3 separate regions of the Homo sapiens genome follow, and regions 1 and 3 are each linked to region 2. Evidence: chromatin loops called from intact Hi-C (ENCODE). Cell type or tissue: IMR-90. All regions are shown on one strand. Each heading gives the region's core, and the rest is flanking DNA. Links, peaks and the distances in the headings are about the cores only.

What was found. Peaks named below come from ENCODE experiments on the same cell type or tissue, not always from the same donor. Only the 100,000 strongest peaks of a DNase experiment are listed, where the experiment ranks them.
Region 1: it touches region 2 in a loop (7-fold over the local background); 91 of 110 quality-filtered maps call a loop at or near these places.
Region 3: it touches region 2 in a loop (14-fold over the local background); 5 of 110 quality-filtered maps call a loop at or near these places.

The regions. Positions count from the first base shown.
Region 1 is chr10:34,635,346-34,641,618 of GRCh38, forward strand. The region is part of intron 2 of PARD3 (par-3 family cell polarity regulator); the gene reads right to left. Among named protein-coding and RNA genes, the nearest start is that of PARD3, 180 kb to the right of the region's middle. RefSeq lists a silencer at 2,176-2,470. In IMR-90, for the core only: CTCF peaks have their summits at 2,328 (motif pointing left) and 3,293 (motif pointing left); a DNase peak (open chromatin) is centred at 3,276.
Region 2 is chr10:33,327,325-33,333,597 of GRCh38, forward strand. NRP1 (neuropilin 1) reads right to left here. Exons shown (of 17, transcript NM_003873.7): 2 at 3,384-3,558. Among named protein-coding and RNA genes, the nearest start is that of NRP1, 4.2 kb to the right of the region's middle. RefSeq lists a silencer at 357-651. In IMR-90, for the core only: a CTCF peak has its summit at 3,338 (motif pointing right); a DNase peak (open chromatin) is centred at 3,377; H3K4me3 peaks cover 1,960 bases; H3K27ac peaks cover 662 bases.
Region 3 is chr10:34,403,645-34,409,917 of GRCh38, forward strand. The region is part of intron 5 of PARD3 (par-3 family cell polarity regulator); the gene reads right to left. Among named protein-coding and RNA genes, the nearest start is that of PARD3, 410 kb to the right of the region's middle. In IMR-90, for the core only: no CTCF peak of the experiment used is centred there; a DNase peak (open chromatin) is centred at 3,817.

The DNA of each region.
Region 1 (6,273 bases), core at 1,508-5,507, 1.3 Mb after region 2:
CCAGGCATAAGGCTGAGGGCTTGGGCCCTAGAGCCAGAGAGTGTGCATTTGGGGCTCAGCTCCTTTTCCCCACATGGGAAAGTTTCTTAACTTTCCTGCCTATCCTGAGGGACCACAGGGGTACGACAATGACGGTAGTGGTAAGGGGTCTCAATGTGACAGGGTTGCTACAGAACTAAGGGAGATAGTAAAGCACTCAGAACAGCACCCAGTACGACTCAAATTTATATGCCTATGACTCTGAACACACCAACCAAGTCTGCTAAATGGTCCATTCCTTGAGGTTGGTCAACTGGTATGTAGAAAACACTCGATGAGATACTTGTTTTAGTTTTTCTTCTTTGCTATTCATTCAATCTTAAAGGATGATGTAGGAAGAGAAAAGAACAAGTGAGCACCTACCGGTATGTCCCAGAACTGAGCTGGACTTCTATAAATACAGTAGAACTTTCTCCTCACATTTGCTGTGTGAGTTGATATTACCCAGATTAATAGACAAAGTCTGGGAAGGTTCTGGAACTACTTAAGGTTGTAAAGCTGACAGTGTGTGGGCAGACTGGGTCTTTAATCCCAGGTCAATGAGAACAGAGCCTGGACACCTCCCACCCCATATTCCCTCCACAGAATTTTTTTTTACGCAAGGATAACTTTTCTTAAGTAACTTTTCTTCTATTAAAAAAAAAAGAAGAAGAAGAAAGAAAGAAAGAAGAAAGGAAGGAAGAAGGAAGGAAGGAAGAAGGAAGAAGGAAGGAAGACGGAAGGAAGAAGGAAGAAGAAGAAGCCAAAACTCTTCAACGGTTTTTCATCCCTTGCCTGAAGGATAGATTTACGCATTTGCATGTGCCCAGGGCCCTCATCAGTTTAAACCAAACCAGGGCCAGCACTCCCTGTACACCTGCAGACAAACCCTCCCCTGCAATCCACGGAGACCCACCCTGTTTCCACCCTCTTCTTCCCAAATCTCTACTTTCCCTCTGTCATCCAAACCCACACTGCTGCCTCCTCCATCCGGGCTCGGGGCTAACACCCCTTTGCTCGCTGGCCCTTCTGAGGCCAGACACTCTCTGGCGTTAATTCACTGGGTGCCCCCTGTCCAGTCCCTCCACCCCACCACAAAGGCCGCTGGCGAGAGGCTTTGGAAGCACAGGACACATGAACCCAGACAGTTACCGCACAGGTGCTTCTGCGGGGTGGAGGCATGGAAAACGAAAATCACACTGCACCTAAGTCACCTCACGAAGAGTCAAAGTAACCATGATGCTTACGATGGTGTGCTAGTTCCCGTCAAGCCTAATGTTGTCACCCAATTAGAATAAATTGATTTCCTTCATAATGGGCTCTGTCTCCACGTTAATTTGACTGCATGCGCTCTAGGGGAGGATTCATGCCTGGAGAAAAGGTGGGGCAGGGCGAGGAGGCCCACAGGAAAGACCCGATGCCGTGACGGGCAGCAGGAGGGTGCACAGCTGCACACGACAGCAATGCACGGCTTATAAAAAATAAGCACGAAACAGGAAAACCAAGAAGGGCAAAGGAATTGTGCAGTTCCTCCTAGCATCAAAACCTTTTAGGCAAATGCCTACCGAGTCTTATCCATTCACAGCTCTGTTACGGAGCAAGAAAGTTGAGAATAAGGCATGAACTTAAAAGAAAGGAACTTAAAATCAAGATGACTGCCTGAGACATGTTGCACAACTGATATAAAAACAAATCTGAAAGTACAATTATACCCTATTGCAAGGATTTAAATAGTTAAGTGGTCCGGTTTAGTGCCTGCTTTATTTCCAGAAATCAATAAGTAAAATAAACCTGTTAGCCAGGACTCCATCAGGTGCTATGAGCCCAGTTTTGTGCAAGATGGATAAAATAATCCATGTGCCTTTATTTGCAAGTATTTTCCATTCTTTTCAAAAACAACGACAAAGCCAGCATGCAAGCTTTTTCCCAACTAACTCCTCTTATTTCCACACCTCATAACTATTCAAGGGATGAAAGAAAAAAGACTCCTTATCAAAGGCCTGCCACATATTTTGAATGTTGTACAATGAGAAACGTCCATTAACGTGAGAGCTCACCCCCATCCACAAGTGTTAGTTTTAATTACAAGTGATCCTGTGTATCAGGCCCTGCTGGAGAGACCAGTCGCAGAGGCTCCGAGAATTTCCCGGATCGTGCATTTGAATTCACTACAATGCTTTGTCACTGGGGGTTTCAGCGTTCAGTAATAATGTGCTTTGTTCTCAAAAATGCCCCCCACACCTGCCAACTGAAAAGAAAGCCAAGGAGACCCTTGCAGGCTGGTGTGCAATCACGCTGCCCCCCAGTGGGCACTGCCGGTACAGCAGCCCTAAAGAAGGGCAGAGCAAATGGGGAATCAGCACCTCTGCATCAGGCCGGCAGTTTGGAAAGCACCTGTCATCAGTGAGTTGAAGGAGCAAGAGAAACAAAAACAGAAGTGAACCTAAGAGAAAAACCAAGTGATCTCTTCTACAACTTCCATGCACATCAAATAATTAAGTTTGCAGGCGTGAAATATATTCAAAAGCCAGGTATACAAGCATGTTTACACAGTACTTAAAACTTTTACATAGGAAAAGCTGAGGCAAAAACAACTCTGTATCTGCAAGTGTACACATAAACAAGACACACGGACTGTGCACCCGCCATTCTTACAGTGGAGAAAACTGACAATTCAGTCCACAGAATATAATGGCTGTGATAGTCTGGTAGACAAAAGAATAACCAAAAGATAATTTGGACATTGTGGAGAGTGGACTAAAGGAGGCTGTGTGATTCTCCACTTCAAATGCAATCATTTCCCAGGATTCACAGCAAGGAAAGAAATACCTGAGATTTCAGAAAAATTAAAAATTCACAGTAAGTCATGAAGCCACCAATAAGAAACTGCCATGCTTTCTTCTTGGTTACACATCAAAAATTAAACATTTTCCCCTAAATTCCTAAGTACTGAGATTTCCTTTATATAACTCAAATTCAAGGAGGAGAGGCAAAGTAGGGATCCAGCCATGTGTCAGTAACAGTCCCCAATTAGCTAAACCATGCTAAGTAGCTAACTGCAAAATGTTCAGTACATCTAGGTAGCAGGAAACAGCAATATCTTCTGTGACACCTTACAAATGCTATTATGACACCTATGATAACTTTCATGACAACATTCTAAAATAAAATGTAACTATTTCCACATCACACTCAGACCCATTTCCTCTGGGAAGTGCAGGCGCAGGCTCACTCAGCTGCCAGCAAGGATGCTCACTCACAAACTGGCAGTGCCCTCTGCTGGACAGTCCATGAATCACACCCAAACAAGAAAAGTACTGCTTTCCATTTCTGGGTATTTTGAAATAAAAATACCACAAAACAGCTCAACTATTTATCCTTAATATAGTCCCTTCAACCTGTCTGGCAAAACCACGTAAAAATCTTATGCTTTCAGCAGGCTTGCTCTGATGTGTAAATCAGTTCTAAATTGAGTTCAATCCTCCACAAACATTCTTTGTCTTTGTTACTATATACGTATGATTTATAGTTCTCTCTCTGGGGAAATAAAATTAAGTTCTTTCACAATTCTTAGAAGAGAAATATGAAATACGGCTCTATGAAGTTATTTCAAAGATGACTTCTAACTAGGCCTAGGATCCTCATGCCATTAGCATAATGTCTAAAATTTCCTCTGTTCTCAAATTCATTCTAATCTATGAAAGAAGATATGAGTAGGCATGAAGATGTATAAAGATGATACCAAATTACACCTGGGTGCAGTGGCTCACACCTGTAATCCCAGCACTTTGGGAGGCCTAGGCAGATGGATCACCTGAGGTCAGGAGTTCAAGACCAGCCTGACCAACATGGTGAAACCCCATCTCTACTAAAAATACAAAAATTAGCCAGGCATGGTGGCACGTGACTGTAATCCCAGCTACTCGGGAGGCTGAGGTAGGAGAATCCCTTGAACACAGGAGGCAAAGGTTGCTGTGAGCAAAAGAGCAAGACTCTGTCTCAAAAAAATAAAAATAAAAGTAAAAAAAAAATAAAATACATAGGAAAACACAAGGAAAAAAAACACGTTTTTAAACAAACAGGAATGAAGCATTTCATGCCCTAGGGCACATCCCCGTTAGTGTGGTGGAGGATGAGAATCAAATCTCAGCTTTACCACTCACTAATGGTCTTGAGGCTCACATCTTATTAAATTACAAAACACGGAAAACAGACTGGGCACTGTACCTCACACCTCTAATGCCACCACTTTGCGAGGCCAAAGCAGGAGGACTGCTAGAGGCCAGGAGCTCAAGACCAGCCCGGGCAACAGAGCAATACCCCATTTCTACAAAACATTTAAAGAATAAAAAATTAGCTGGTGGTACATGCTTGTACCTGTAGTCCCAGCTACTTGGGAGGCTGAGGTGGGAGAACTGCTTGAGGCCAGGAGATCAAGGCTGCAGTGAGCTATAATTGCAACACTGCACTCCAGCCTCGGTAACAGAGTAAGACACACACACACACACACACCACACACACACAGTAAAAGAGCAGATACCTCGCAGAGTGTTATGAGAATCCATTTATGTGAAGCACCTAGCACATGGGTTATATTCATTAAACACCATGTTACATACAAACATAGATAAAAGACAGACATGCCCTTAATTTCTCTCCATAAAACCTCCCAAGATTCTATATTCAGAACAGAAGAAAATACCAATCCCTCTGACTAGCAGTCTCAGTCTTCCTCTTGTACAACTGAAGAAAGAACAAGCGAGGCTACAGCAATGAGGGTGGAGTGCACCATGACACAGTGAGGCCCACAGCAACTGCACAGCACACCTGCCCCATCCCTGGGCCTGGAGGCTGCAGGCGTGAATCCTACAAGAGCAAAGGGTCTGGGCACCCTGAAACGTTCTTTAAAAGATTCTAATACTCAGTGAAGCTGGAACTGAAAATCATATGCACCTTTTAAAAGGCATTTTTGGCTGGGCACCGTGGCTCACACCTGTAATACCAGTACTTTGGGAGGCCAAGGCAGGCAGATCACCTGAGGTCAGGAGTTTGAAATCAGCCTGTCTAACATGGTGAAACCCTGTCTCTACTAAAAATACAAAAATTAGCTGGGCGTGGTGGCATGCACCTATAGTCCCAGCTACTCAGGGGGCCTGTCTAACATGGTGAAACCCTCTCTATACTAAAAATACAAAAATTAGCTGGGCATGGTGGCATGCGCCTATAGTCCCAGCTACTCAGGGGGCTGAAGCACGAGTTTGCTTGAAACCGGGAGGTGGAGGCTGTGGTGAGCCAAGAAAGCGCCACTGTACTCCAGCTTGGACAACAGAGTGAGACTCCATCTCAAAAAAAAAAAAAAAAAAAAAAAAAAAAGCACTTTTAGGGAACACAATTTGACAACACCTATCCAAACTTTAAATGCACACTCCCTTTTACCCAGCAATGCCATTGCCAGCTATATATTCTGTGGGATGTATTCAAACAAATTCACTGCAGTATTGTGTTTTATGGGGGAAAAAAGGGACAGGGAGGGAGGGAATGTGATATATTAATAAACATGTAATAATTTTCATCAAAAAAGGGTGGAATGAGTTTAGCATGTGCTCATCAAGAAATAAATCCAAATTATAAACTAAATTTTCAAAGGAAAATTTCAGAAGAGTATACCTTAGTAGATTTGTTTAAACATTTACAATTTCCAGAACAATATACACACAAAAGTATTTGTGATTAATTCTGGGGAGTTAGGTGGGGGAGGAGATGAAAGGCACTTCCAGTTTCTTCCCTACAGCTTTCTATGATGTGACCTCCTTACCACGAACACACTTTATTTTATAATTAAAAGAACTCCGATAATGAACTCTTACTTGAATTAAACACACACCCAAGGAGGCCAACAAGGAAATCACAGAGGCCAAAAATGTAAGCCAATTAAAATTAACCAGGTTCTCCCTCCCGGCACCTGCCCGCACCCTGAGCTGCCGGGGAAGCCTGGAGGAGGGACTGGGGCTTGGCCTATCTTTGCTTCTTCAGCAGAAAGGCACAGTCCTACCTGGGCTAACGTCTGCAATGGCGGAACCTGAAAGTATTTGAGCCCTGCATTCTGGTCTTTGACTGAACAGTGGTCTTTACTGGAAGATTACATACTAGTAAAAGGCACTGCATGAAAAATCTCAGGGCCTGGAGGAAGCCTTGGCGTGTAAGAAACAGGAGGCCATTCTGCACACAGCCCCAGCCCACCCAAGTCCTCATGGC
Region 2 (6,273 bases), core at 1,368-5,367:
TCTACTACTTGATCCTACTAGTAACCCTATGACATCAGCATAGCAAATGTTTTTTACTGCCAACAGACATATAATGAAGCTGGAACAAGGAAAAATATTAAATGTCTTAAATAAGATGAATAGTTTGTTCTTAACAAGAGTGATAACTAAAAGCTCACCAGCTTTCAGAATGTGGTTTTAACTGTGCCTAGTTTTGTGCCACCTCCAATCCATTTTTGTAAATAGCCTGATATAAAGTACAAAAAAACCCTAATAACAAAACTATGTTTGTAGGAATCTAATCTAAACTTTGAAGTCTATGAATTTGTTCTTCAAATAATTTCTGGTGTTCCCAGGTTTTTTTTTTCCCCCTAGGGCATTCCAATCCCCTGTAAAATTTAAATCTGTGGATTCTTCTCAAAGCCTTCACAAAAGGAGGTAAGTATTTTGCCACATTTGTAGAATCTCAAATGCACCCTTCAACACTGAGCACTAGTCATTCATATGAATCAGCTTAGAAAGATAGTGAAAGGAATGCCTTATGCTGGTCTTCCTATATCTTTCTGGAGTTTCTCATTGATAAAAAGCTCACAATGCAACACTTCAAAACACAGCAGGAAGATATTTTCCATGGATCTAATCTCCATTGACTTCATCAGGCTAAATATAACAGCCTTTCAGCTTTGGCCAGGAGATGACACCTTCACAGAGAGCAAAGCCTCAGTTGGGACAATTAAGAAATCACCTTACTCTGTAGCATTAAAAAAACAAACAAAGTCACCATTATTAAGATTGTTATGTAACATCTTCTTGGCCATGTCAGTTTCTCAAATACTTTGCTGATATCACTAAAACTGTCATTTTCTGTGAATTACAATCATCTTTTAATGTACTTTTTAAAAAGAAAACTAACCAAAAAGGTGCTCCTTTAATCCCATTATACCCCACCTGACACCATGATATGACAAATCATTATTTAAGGTTTACTGTGAGCTAGACACCATTGTAATACTGTGAGATGCTGTTGTAATAATTAGTATACGCTGATTATTTGGAAACTGATCATCAGCCTATGGATTTATGCTAATTCTCTAGGCACCAAAATGTTGAATGAACCAGATGACCTTATTTCCCTGACCATGAAAAGCTAGTTTACTACACCAACTCAACAGGTTGTTGAGCGCTTTCTACAGGTAGGAAGATTTTTATATTACTCTGTTCTTTCCCAGAAGAAATGTATGTGCAAATAGAATTGTAAGCCCTTTACATATATTAAGTGATTCAACTGGCTTCCCTTCTTAAATTTCTACTCCAGTTGTGTGCTGGATCTGGCGCCCACCAGCTCATAAGAACCAACTGTGCACATTTCTTTGCTAGTCTGGGCACAGTGACATCACATGGTTAGTTTGAAATTGGCTATGATGAGAGTATTTACACCACAGAAATTGGCATGTGCTACATACAAATGAGGACTTGACTCGTCTTCTCCAAAGAGCCAGCTGTTAAACATTTACCACCACATCACTGCCAATAACTAGTGATTATTCTGAATTCTTTAAGTATTATATTACACGTATTGATGGTCATGATTTCCAGATTAGAAATTAGTAAACGTCAGTTTATTGAATTCTAACAGCACTTTATTTTTTGGAATAATGTTATTACTTGAGTATGTTTTACCAGAGTTTCTCCTATAGCAGTTTAAACATGGTCAAAAAGCAAATACTAATAACTACTGCTACTACTAATGAAGTAAATCAAATATAAAAGAAAACAAGTCTCCAGATTGTCTAGGTGATTGACACTGTAAAAACCACCATAAAGAATATTAGCAAAAATAAATAAATCAATACAATGAACTCTTTGTTTCCAAGCAGTCACTGGAACACTATTAATGGTAACTTCCATACACAATTAAAAAGTCAATATAATGCCCTGAGGCACTTCTGAATCACAAAGCAAAGATAAATTGGAATTGGTGTAATTTTGTTGCACTGTAGTATACACTGATTATTTGGAAACTGGTCATCAGCCTGTGGATTTATGCTAATTCTCTAGATACTAAAATGTTGAATGAACCAAATGACCTCATCTCTCTGACCATGAAAAGCTAGTTTACTAAACCAACTCAACAGGTTGTCGAGCACTTCCTACAGGTAGGAAGATTTTGATATTACTCTGTTCTTTCCCAAAAGAAATGTGTGTTCAAATAGACTGTCTTTAACAATGAATATACTTGCAAAATAATATTTAGGTCCAGCGGTAGCAGTAGTCTGTAGATATCATATACGGTTACACCAAACTGACCCACTTTAAAACTTGTGAAAACCTCTCAGTCCCTGAGAAACACTTTAGAATTGAGATTTAAATCGATTATTTTTCTTTGATAAAACTATTTATATATGTACAAACTTAAAAGATGGATATTCAGGTTCAAGTCTCTGGAGACTACACCACTTTCAGTGGGTCAGAATGGGATAATGTGGACAAGACAGAGACAGGGGGTCTGTTGGGTGTTAAGAGAGACGAGCAAACATGTATCTGAGTGGACTGCTACGTGCAAGGTAAAAACATACTTTCGATACTGTGGAAAGCAATATCCACATACCAGTTCTTTCACATAAAGTGAGGAAATATAATTTCGACTGTCTCTATAGTGAGAATGTCTTCATAATAACGAAATTGGGCATAAGTTGATGTTTAGAAACTTAACAATAGAAAGAGATAGCAAGACTAAGCAGGTGGATGAAACACTGATGTGTATTTGAGTTCCCATTGTATTCATCGTGTCTTAACAATTATTTTCTAGCATTTTCCATAAAAGTATTTTAATCAGTAATCCACCATTTACAAAACCCCTCATCTGGCTTATCCTGTAGGCCTTATTTTATTCAATTTGCTTTTTCCATGTCAAACTTACTTAGTAAGATGAATGCAGTTCTTAAATCATAAGATGTGCCACAGTTCAATATATCTCAAATAGTGAGATCTCCAATCACACTATCTGTGGATGCGATGTATATTAGTGATCCACTGTATTTCGTAAAAATACAAGTGAGATTTTTGAGTTTCTAGTTCTTCCCCTCTCCAGGAAAAAAAAAAAAAGAAAGAAAAAAGAAACATACATACTGTATACATTTCTTAACAAGAGTTCCCAAACCAAAAGTGCTAACAGGAAGGAGTATAAGAGCTTACACATTTAACTATAATCTTCCTGGTTTGGGGAACTCAGAAATCACTTAACGTACTTCAATTTCCATACCATTGACATATAATCTGGCTGAGATTGGAATCCCTCCTGGATCCATTTATAATCTACATTGTACACACCGACTTCCCCCCCGTAGACAGGCGTGACCACTAGATGGTGCTGTGGTGCCCTGTTCAAAAACATTCCCACTTACTTGCAGTCTCTGTCCTCCAAATCGAAGTGAGGGTTGAAGTTGATCATAATTCTCTGGTATGGGTCCGGAGCCTGAATCAGCCATTCGCATTTTTCACTTGGGTGATAAGAATGAGGATAACCAGGAGATGTAAGGTACCCGGGGCTTTCAATTTTTATAGTATCGCCACATTTATCTGCAATGAAAGTAAGATTTTAGCAGATCTTTCCTGACAACCTGTTAGGTAATCTAGCTTTATATGTAAATTACTGGTTATTAAACATTCCTTAACTTTTTAAGGGGAACTCTAAAAGGTCCCCGTAAGTCCTTCGTGTGGCTCTGAGTGCAACACTCCAGGAAAAAACACTCTTTGATCTCAGGAAGGTTGACTCAGGCAGAAAGCCAACTGAGATCTGAGAGGACTCTTCCCCCCAGCCCCGAAGTTTCTTCCTAAGGAAAAGGTCTTCTAGCATTAAAAACATTAAATCCCCTCAATTGATGTTAACATGGTCCCCTGGGAGCTTCTGCTAGACTTAATTATCCCCCAAGAAGTGTAATCACATTAAGTAGCAAGTTCTAAGTGGAAAGTGACTGAAAGATGCTGTTCGACCCCTTGTGTTGTTTTTTGATGATAAGCCTGGTCTATGTCATTGATCAGTGGGGATTGTCTTTGATTGGCTTAAAGCCAAACCTTTTGTTGTTGTTGTTTTATCTGCCCATAAATCTAAGTGATTTTGAGTTATCTCTGCTCTTGAGATCCAAATCAACAGAGAACAAAGTATATTTGGTGAAGCAGAAATAATTCTGCTTTACTTCTCCAAGTAAAGTTGTTCAAGCTTGGAGATCGGATCAAAGCAACGGGGCAGAAGGAAAAGTAAATAGCCACATGGCATTAATTCTAATTACCTAAATGTTGGGTGAAAAATAACCCACCACACAGGTCTGGGTATCACATATGGTAACCCACATTCTCACATTCTGGGAAAGGTGAGCTAAGTAGTTTTGAGCCTTCATTTCAAAAATGCTCAAGTGAAGCCAAATAAACCAAGTAAACCAGTCTCTGGGCTGCCTATATTGTTCAGCATAGATTCTCATTGTCACATTTTATGATGGATTTCATACTGGAGCACCTCAGCCTGAAATGCTGCCACATTTATTGATGCTTAATTTTGAGCAATAAAAATTCGGTGCATAAACTATATAAGAGAAACGGTATGAAAACAGTGAAATATATAAGCCTATCAATCACAAATTTTCAGTAATGGTAGATGTAGATTTTAACACTGCATCTAATAGATTCCCTGTGGAAAGAGAATGGCATTCTTTGCTCTCAGCATGAATTTATAAATCTACAGAATTTTATTACAGGAAAACCAGGTCAAATGGAAATGAAAGATGAAGTGCACATCAAAAATGCATAAAGCTACATGCATTACAGAAATCATTTCCCATAAATTAAAAAAAGAAGACAATATAAGTTATATTGTTTTTCTCAATCGCTAGGTGCTTCTGACTTTGTTCCTTAGACTGGGGGTAGTCTTATGCTGGTTTCCTTTGCACTGGCTTGTAAAAGTGTAAGCTTTGCCAGGAAGAAATGATGTTGCAACTGGAGTTCAAAATCTCAGCTAATGATCATGTTGGACTCTGTTATGTGATTCTGCTGAGACTCTTGCATTATTTTGAATGTGCAGAAAACTTGGAAAGTGACCTCGTCTCATTAAGTTTCCTCTAGCTCTGGACAAACATCATGGTAGTGTCTGGCATCTGTTACAGGAGTGAAATAAAACAGCACTGGTTCTAGTCACTCGACAGAGTCACTTCAGAAGACATTTAGGTGGACTTGGTACCACACCAGAGCTCTTTAATCTGTGACTTCTGAGAAAGTGACAGTGTAATAAGATAATGTGGACTGCTAGACTCCCTGGCTCTGTTCAATCTCTCTAGCAGTTGATTAAGAAAGAGCAGTTTCTAATGACTCTGGACCATTAGTCCTAAATAAGGTTAATGAATTAATTTAGCAGACACTGGTTACTCAGAGGAGGTGGACATGGCTTTGAGAGGTCTGCTGAGTTACAGAGGCATTTTCTGGCTCTGGTCACTTCAAGCATAGCGACATGGCTTTTGCTGGTAAAGCTCAACAACTAAAGCCAGATTTTCAGCATTCCCCAGATTTCTGCTAAGAAAACTAAGAAGTGTGTGTGTGTGTGTGTGTACTGCATATATATTTGTGTAGTTCACAACCTAAAGTCTGATAGCTCTTTGCATTGAGCTTCAAATCTATCTTGTGAACACCCCCACTATGGATTTAGTCTCAAGAGTTGTGGAGGACAGGGTTACTATAATTTCTAGTCCAACCATTTGAGCTCTTTCAGTTGGACGAGAATGCTATTTCATTCCCTGCCAGAGTATAGAAAGATGCTACCAGCTCAGGTTCATTAATAAATTGAATTCTACATTCATAATTTTTTGTGTCTTGCTTTCCTGCCAGATTATAGAAAAATGCCATCAACTTGGGCTCATTAATAAGCTGAATTCCATGTTCATAATTTTTTTTTTTGCATGTGTTTTGCTTTAAGCATCTCTTAAAATACTGCTTGGTAGCTGCTGAGGGAAATCCATTGCTAAAATCACAAAACCTTGAAAAAGCATATTAGAGAGATTAACTTCCATCATAAAGATGTGATTTAAATTCCTGTTGGTATGAGGCCCTCCACTTGCGGTCTCTTATTAAAACAATATACCACAGTAAGTAGTGGATGTTCTTTTCTTCTAATTACTGTGATTGAAATCTAAGCCAGACAAAAGTAAATATTTGATCATTAGTTAATAACAATTGCTGACGACTTACTGTAAAGATAATTGCATACCCTTGCCTGCACTTACTTTACAGTGTGAAGTCAAACATGCCTAC
Region 3 (6,273 bases), core at 1,508-5,507, 1.1 Mb after region 2:
TATTTGATTGATGATGCTGTGTCTTGAGAGGCTCTAATATGTACTTCTTAGTCATCTATCTCCTTTAAGCACCAGCACATAATACATTTCAAAGGTTAACCAACATCTTGAACGTGCCTGAGAACTGCACTTGGAATGTAAACACGAACTCCCAAAATCATGCTTTTCCAATGGGAGTGGGTGCAGGAAGGAGAGCAAATGTGATTTGTTTATAAACCAGATGTAGGACACAAAAATAATCTTACACATTACAGATCTTTTTTTCAGGATTCATTAATAATTTAAGGACTACTGAAATGCCACCAAGATGTATCACCACTTGAAACACCTATGTTGCACTGTGAAACAGCCACATAAATGAAATGCCCCAAACTACAGTGATAAAACAGTCACTGATAATTCACACATTGTTCCCACAGTGGCCATTATCAGGCACCAAAGAGCATGGAGAATATTATTTCATGAAGCTACATACAGTGTCCAGTTTGGATGGCAACATTCACTGCCCTGAGGCTGAGCTGCAGTTGCTGTGGAACCTCAACTTAGATTTTCCCAATATTTGGATGTGTAAATTATCAGCTCCTGTATGGTTTTATTCTGTTGTCTGGTACTTTTTCTTTCAAGCTGTGACTGAATGTAGTTACTTTTAGCAAGAACTATACACTGAATTCCATTATAACTACAGTAAACAAAGCTGTTATTATGTATGTCAAATCAATATTTAAGAACTATACAGTACTGGCCGGGTGAGGTGGCTTACGCCTGTAATCCCAGCATTTTCAGAGGCTGAGGTGGGAGGACCACTTGAACCCAGGATTTCAAGACCAGTGTGGGCAACATGGTGAGATCCCGCCTCTATTTTTTTCTTAAAGTAAGAAAAAAATAGAACTATATAGTATCAATTTAAACTAAACTGTGCCAAAGAACTTTCAGATATGAGACAATACAGCCATTTGTTTTTTTTTTCTTTTTCCTTTCCCTACTCTCCATTTCATAGCAGAGTACAGACATTAAGAGCTTGGGTTCAAGATTTAAACAGACCTGGGCGTGAATAGCAATTCTATCATTTGCCAATTTTATAACCTTATGCAAGTTATGTACCTTTCCATGTTTCTATCCCTTCTTCTATAAAACGTGAACAATAAAAACATCTTCCTTGGCTGGGCTTAGTGGCTCACACCTGTAACCACAGCACTTTAGAAGGCTGAGGCAGAGAATGGCTTAACACCAGGAGTTCAAGACCAGCCTGGGCAACGTAGCAAGACTCAGTCTCTACAAAAAACCAGGTGAGATAGTGCGTGCCTGTAGTCCCAACTACTGGGAAGGCTGAAGCAAGAAGCTTGAGCCCAGGAGTTCAAGGCTGCAGTAAGCTATGACCATGCATGCCACTGCACTCCAGCCTGGGTGACAGAGTGAGACCCCATCACAAACACAAACACACACACACACACACACACACACACACACACACACTTTAAAAACTCTTCCTCTTAGTACTGAAAGAATCAGTACGAAAATCCTCCATATCACAAGCATTACATGGTGCCTGACACATAGTACTTACCCAACAAATGGTTATTTTATAAACATTATTGAAGACAGAAATAGATAACACATAATACAGAAAACAAACCTCGATAAATCTTTTAGGGCAATTATGTACAAATATACGACATTTTAAGAGTATATACATGTATTCATCTATTCATACACTGTGCCTTGCAAAACAATTTAATATGAAACATATTACCCACTCGATCAAATAAAAAACATATTATTTATAATTTAGAAACTTGCTGACACCTGATATTTACTGTGCTTTGCTATATACAAAATATTTTCAATGTAGAATGTCTTTAGGATGAGTAAAGAAACCAAAAAAAAGATAAATAAATGCTATATACAATCAAGTACATGGCAAGAAGAAGAAAACTTTGTGGGGTGGTGGTTGAAGACATTTTCAGAGAGAAAGTAGATGTAAAAAAAGTAGGAGGGGTCTAGGATTTTTACAATACCTGAAAGCTACACCTTCATCAATGCTGGCAGAAGGCAGAAGATTCCTGGGTCACAGACAAAGAACTATTCACAACTCATAGCCACACCGCTAGCCAGAGTATCTTCCTTTTATGTAGTGGTTCCTCAGCTAAGATTCTCACAAGGTGATGTGAAGAGGATCCAGGGACACTGGCACACACAGAAGAACCCTAGGCTTAGGGAACCTGAATCTTTTAGACAGACAGGGAGTATCTTTGCTTGCTGCTGTCAGAGGAGATCTTATACCTATCTTGCTCTACAAACATCCTTGAAAAGATTGTCCACAATGAAGACTTCTGTTCTGTGTGTGTATATATACATATACAACCTCCTCCTCTTAGATGAGTCATCTGTACAAAATGCCAAGAGAACAATGAGGAGTTATCTCCAAACTGCAGAGTTTAATCAAAGGATTGACAAATGATGTGGATGATTGCTAGCAGACTAAAACTAGGAATATTATTAACAAATGATCTATGATAACAATGCCTTCTGAATAGCGATATTAAATTCTACTAAAAGTCATATCTTCTACACTGAAAAAACAATTCAGTGTAAAACTACATGCTCAAAAAGATCAAGCATGAAAGATAAAAGAAATTTTGAGACTTGCAAAGAGATCTTTATCTCCTTCACATGAACACTTTCTTATATAAAGCTCTTTTTGGAAGTGCTCCAGCAAAATCCAGAAAACACAGTAAGAAATCAGTCAGAACCCAAGGGAAGTCCTAGAACACGGGAGAAATGGCAGTTTAAGGAAGCAGAAACCAGTTCAGATAAGAGCAGGAGGATGGAGAGGTCTAGTAAGTACATCTCCATGAGAAAAAAAGAAACTAATAATTGGTCTGATATCGTTCTAAAAGTTCTTTCATTCCCCTTTAGTTTTTCTCTTTTTTTGACACGGGGTCTTGCTATGTTGCCCAGTTCTGACCTCAGACTCCTAGGCTCAAACAATACTCCAGCCTAGGCCTCCCAAATAGCTGCAACTACAAGTTTGCACCTCCTCCCTGGGCTCAGGTCTGATACTTTTGAATATTTGAAAAATAAAAGGCATCTTGACAGACCTGACACAGAATGCAAGGGGAAAATCAAAAATATATACAGAGAAAACAAAGCAACATGAAAAAAAAAAAATTGCCCCAGGAGAAAAAAAATCTGTAGAAGAGGAAATATATTCAGAGTATCCATTTGGTTATGCAGTGAGCAATTGTCACATTGCCATGTGCTGTGACACTGGCTATTGACTGAAATTAGACTTTGGATGTAACAGCATTGAAAGGATGGGAACAAGAAACCAGAAGCAGTATAAAAGGAACAACTCTTATCTTCCATATGGCAAGTCAACAGATGTCAGTAACTGGTAATCAGGAAAGAGCAACATAAATATATTATTTAGAAACATGGAAGTAAATATCAGAGCAGACATTTAGGGAGAAAGACGGGAACAGTGGCACAGAGAGGCTGTTCATTTTTATGATAAGTCTTTTAGCATTATGTCTTTATTTTTATTCTGAAATGCCTGCCAAGGGGGTGGAGGGGCTTCTCCGGTCTAACTAACATGCAGACTGTCAAGGCCCCCACAGACTGCCTGGCATTGGATTGACAGTGCAGGGTGTAAGGCAGGAGACCCCACTTGCCAGCAAGGCTGTATCATGCCTTGTTTTCCAGAGGAGTGTGCACCCAGCAGTCCTCACAGCTGTGCAGGAGCCATTCTCTTGGGGTCTCTAGCAGACAGCGCAGGCGTGTTGACTCACATCAGGAAGTTGCAAGAGCTACCATGGCTGAAAAGCCTCATGCCCCAGAGAAGCCAGTGTCTCTTGGAACAATGCCATAGTCGTAAGCTGCTGCTCCTCAGATATTTATAGTTTTTCAAGTCTCAATACGATTTACCAATCAGTGGTTACTTTTGCCTAAAAAGGCAGTCGACATACTACCTTTATTAGGATTCCAGAAAAGGGGGGCCAAAACATAACTAAAGTTTAACTTCTCATGCAGAAATTGGAAAAGAGCCAGGCATGGTGGCGTGCGCCTGTAGTCTCAGCTACTTGGGAGACTGAGACAGGGGGATCACTTGAGCCCAGGGAGTTCAAGGCTGCAGTGAGTTATGTTCATACCACTGCATTCCAGCCTGGGCAACAGAGTGAGTCCTTATGCCTAAAAAAAAAAGAAAAAAAAAATCCAAAAACTTAAGTGATCCTACCACAAAAAAAGTACAGGACTTGTAACTAGAACACTTGAGACTAGAATCCTGCCTCCATCTCTCACCACAGAAAACAGGAACACAAATGTTTACAAAACAAGAAATATAAACCATACTGTCTAATTCAGAGGAACACTATAAAACTTAATCTAGAAACCAGTCATCTGTATATCTACATTCAAATTCTGAGGTCCAAGAAGTAAATATTTTGGATATTTATCACTTGAAAGAAAAGCCTATATTTATAATTTTTAAAATGTTTTATAAAAACTTAAAGTTATACTTCTCTACTTAAATTTCCAAAATATCTATCTTTGATTTTTGTGTTTAGAAAGCACAAAAAAAAAATGAAAATTCTCATGGTACAATTTACAATATTTTCTGTCAAGTGTTTTTAAAAAAAATTATTCATAACAGTAAATAAAATATTTTAATGAGTTCAAATATATTGCTAAAAAAACACTCAACTAAATGTTCTTTTTCATACTTTTTAGAATCCCTCCAAGATTTTCCTAACTTAATGAGAGACATGTTAACTATTAGTGAGCTATGGTATCCTAGAGAAAATATTTATTAGGATGTTGACAGAGTGAATTAAAGCACTTTTTCTTTGGATTACATTTGATGAAAAATAATTCCAAAGGGAATCTGTTTCCAAGTCTCCTAGGTATCACAAATAGGATTGCAGAAGGCATTCGTGTTAATGTCCCAACTACTTGATTAACTGGCCGAAACACCAGGAAAAAGTAATTTCCCATCATATATGGAAAACAATTGAAAACATCTGTAGGAGAGAGGGGCTTCACAATACAAAATGATAAATCTATAGCAACCTTCCAAAGAAATAAAATCAGGAAATGTGTAATACAATTTTAATTCATGATCATTATATTCTGCCAGAATAAAAACATTCATGAAAAAAATGCAAATACTTTTTAGAAAAGACAATATTAGATAAGATATAATAATATAATAATATATAGCAAAAATAAGATATTTTAAAATTAAAAATATTCCCTTGTAGAGGGAAATTAACAGCTGTTACAGTTTTAGACAAAGTCCAGTTCCTTATAATATAAACTATGCTCTACTGAACAAAGCTCAACATCAAATTATTTAGGATTCTATGAAGAATTATTCAGCGCCTGTGATGTAATCACTGTATATAAGCGCCATCCCCTCAACCAGATTCCTACTATTCTTATCTCAAGCTAGTACTGATCAAATGTAGTATTTAACACAGTCCATGAAATTTCCATTTCCCAGAGAAATGAAATGCCTCCCGTCTTGATACATATACAACATGACTCCATACAACCAAAGGCAAAAGAACAGATGGTGCTGATTTATGAAAGCTATCTAACCACAGAGAACAACAAAAAGTATGTATCTCTGCACCAGTTCCATGCATAATGGAATCTTAAAATTCAGTTCCAATATGTAAGTCTTCTCATTGATTATTAGGATTCCAGAGCATGGAGGAATCTTCTTGGAAGATATTTAGTCCAGCATCCAAAAGTACACTGCAATTTGTCTTCACATTCTTCTTCCATTTTGCCTGTCATCAATGATTCACACAGGAAGATTTACATATTGATGCTTACTAAAAATCACTGAATCTAATAACTAGTCCCAGCACCTTACCTGCCATCATCTGCCGCATTCCTATACATATTTATCCCAGATGACCACTCAAGCAGATACCACCATGCCAGGAACACTGGCACCGCTTGTTTTGCACGAAGGGCGTCTGCACTGCTTAGGGTTCTCCCACCACACACTAGTGACCAAGTGGCCACCCTCTAGTTGACACGATTTTATTCAGACTAATCAATCTCTTTTCAGAAGTGGCTTGCTTACCAGAGTAACACTTATTTTTCTTTTGAAAATAAAACTCATTAGCTATGTATTTGTTGCATTGTCCTTAATTCCCAGTATATGATACAAATGTGAAACAAAAATTAAGATATTAAACAAATACAATAATTTAAAGTATTAAACATGTTATATTTGATATGGCAGCTGAGCACAGTAATAAA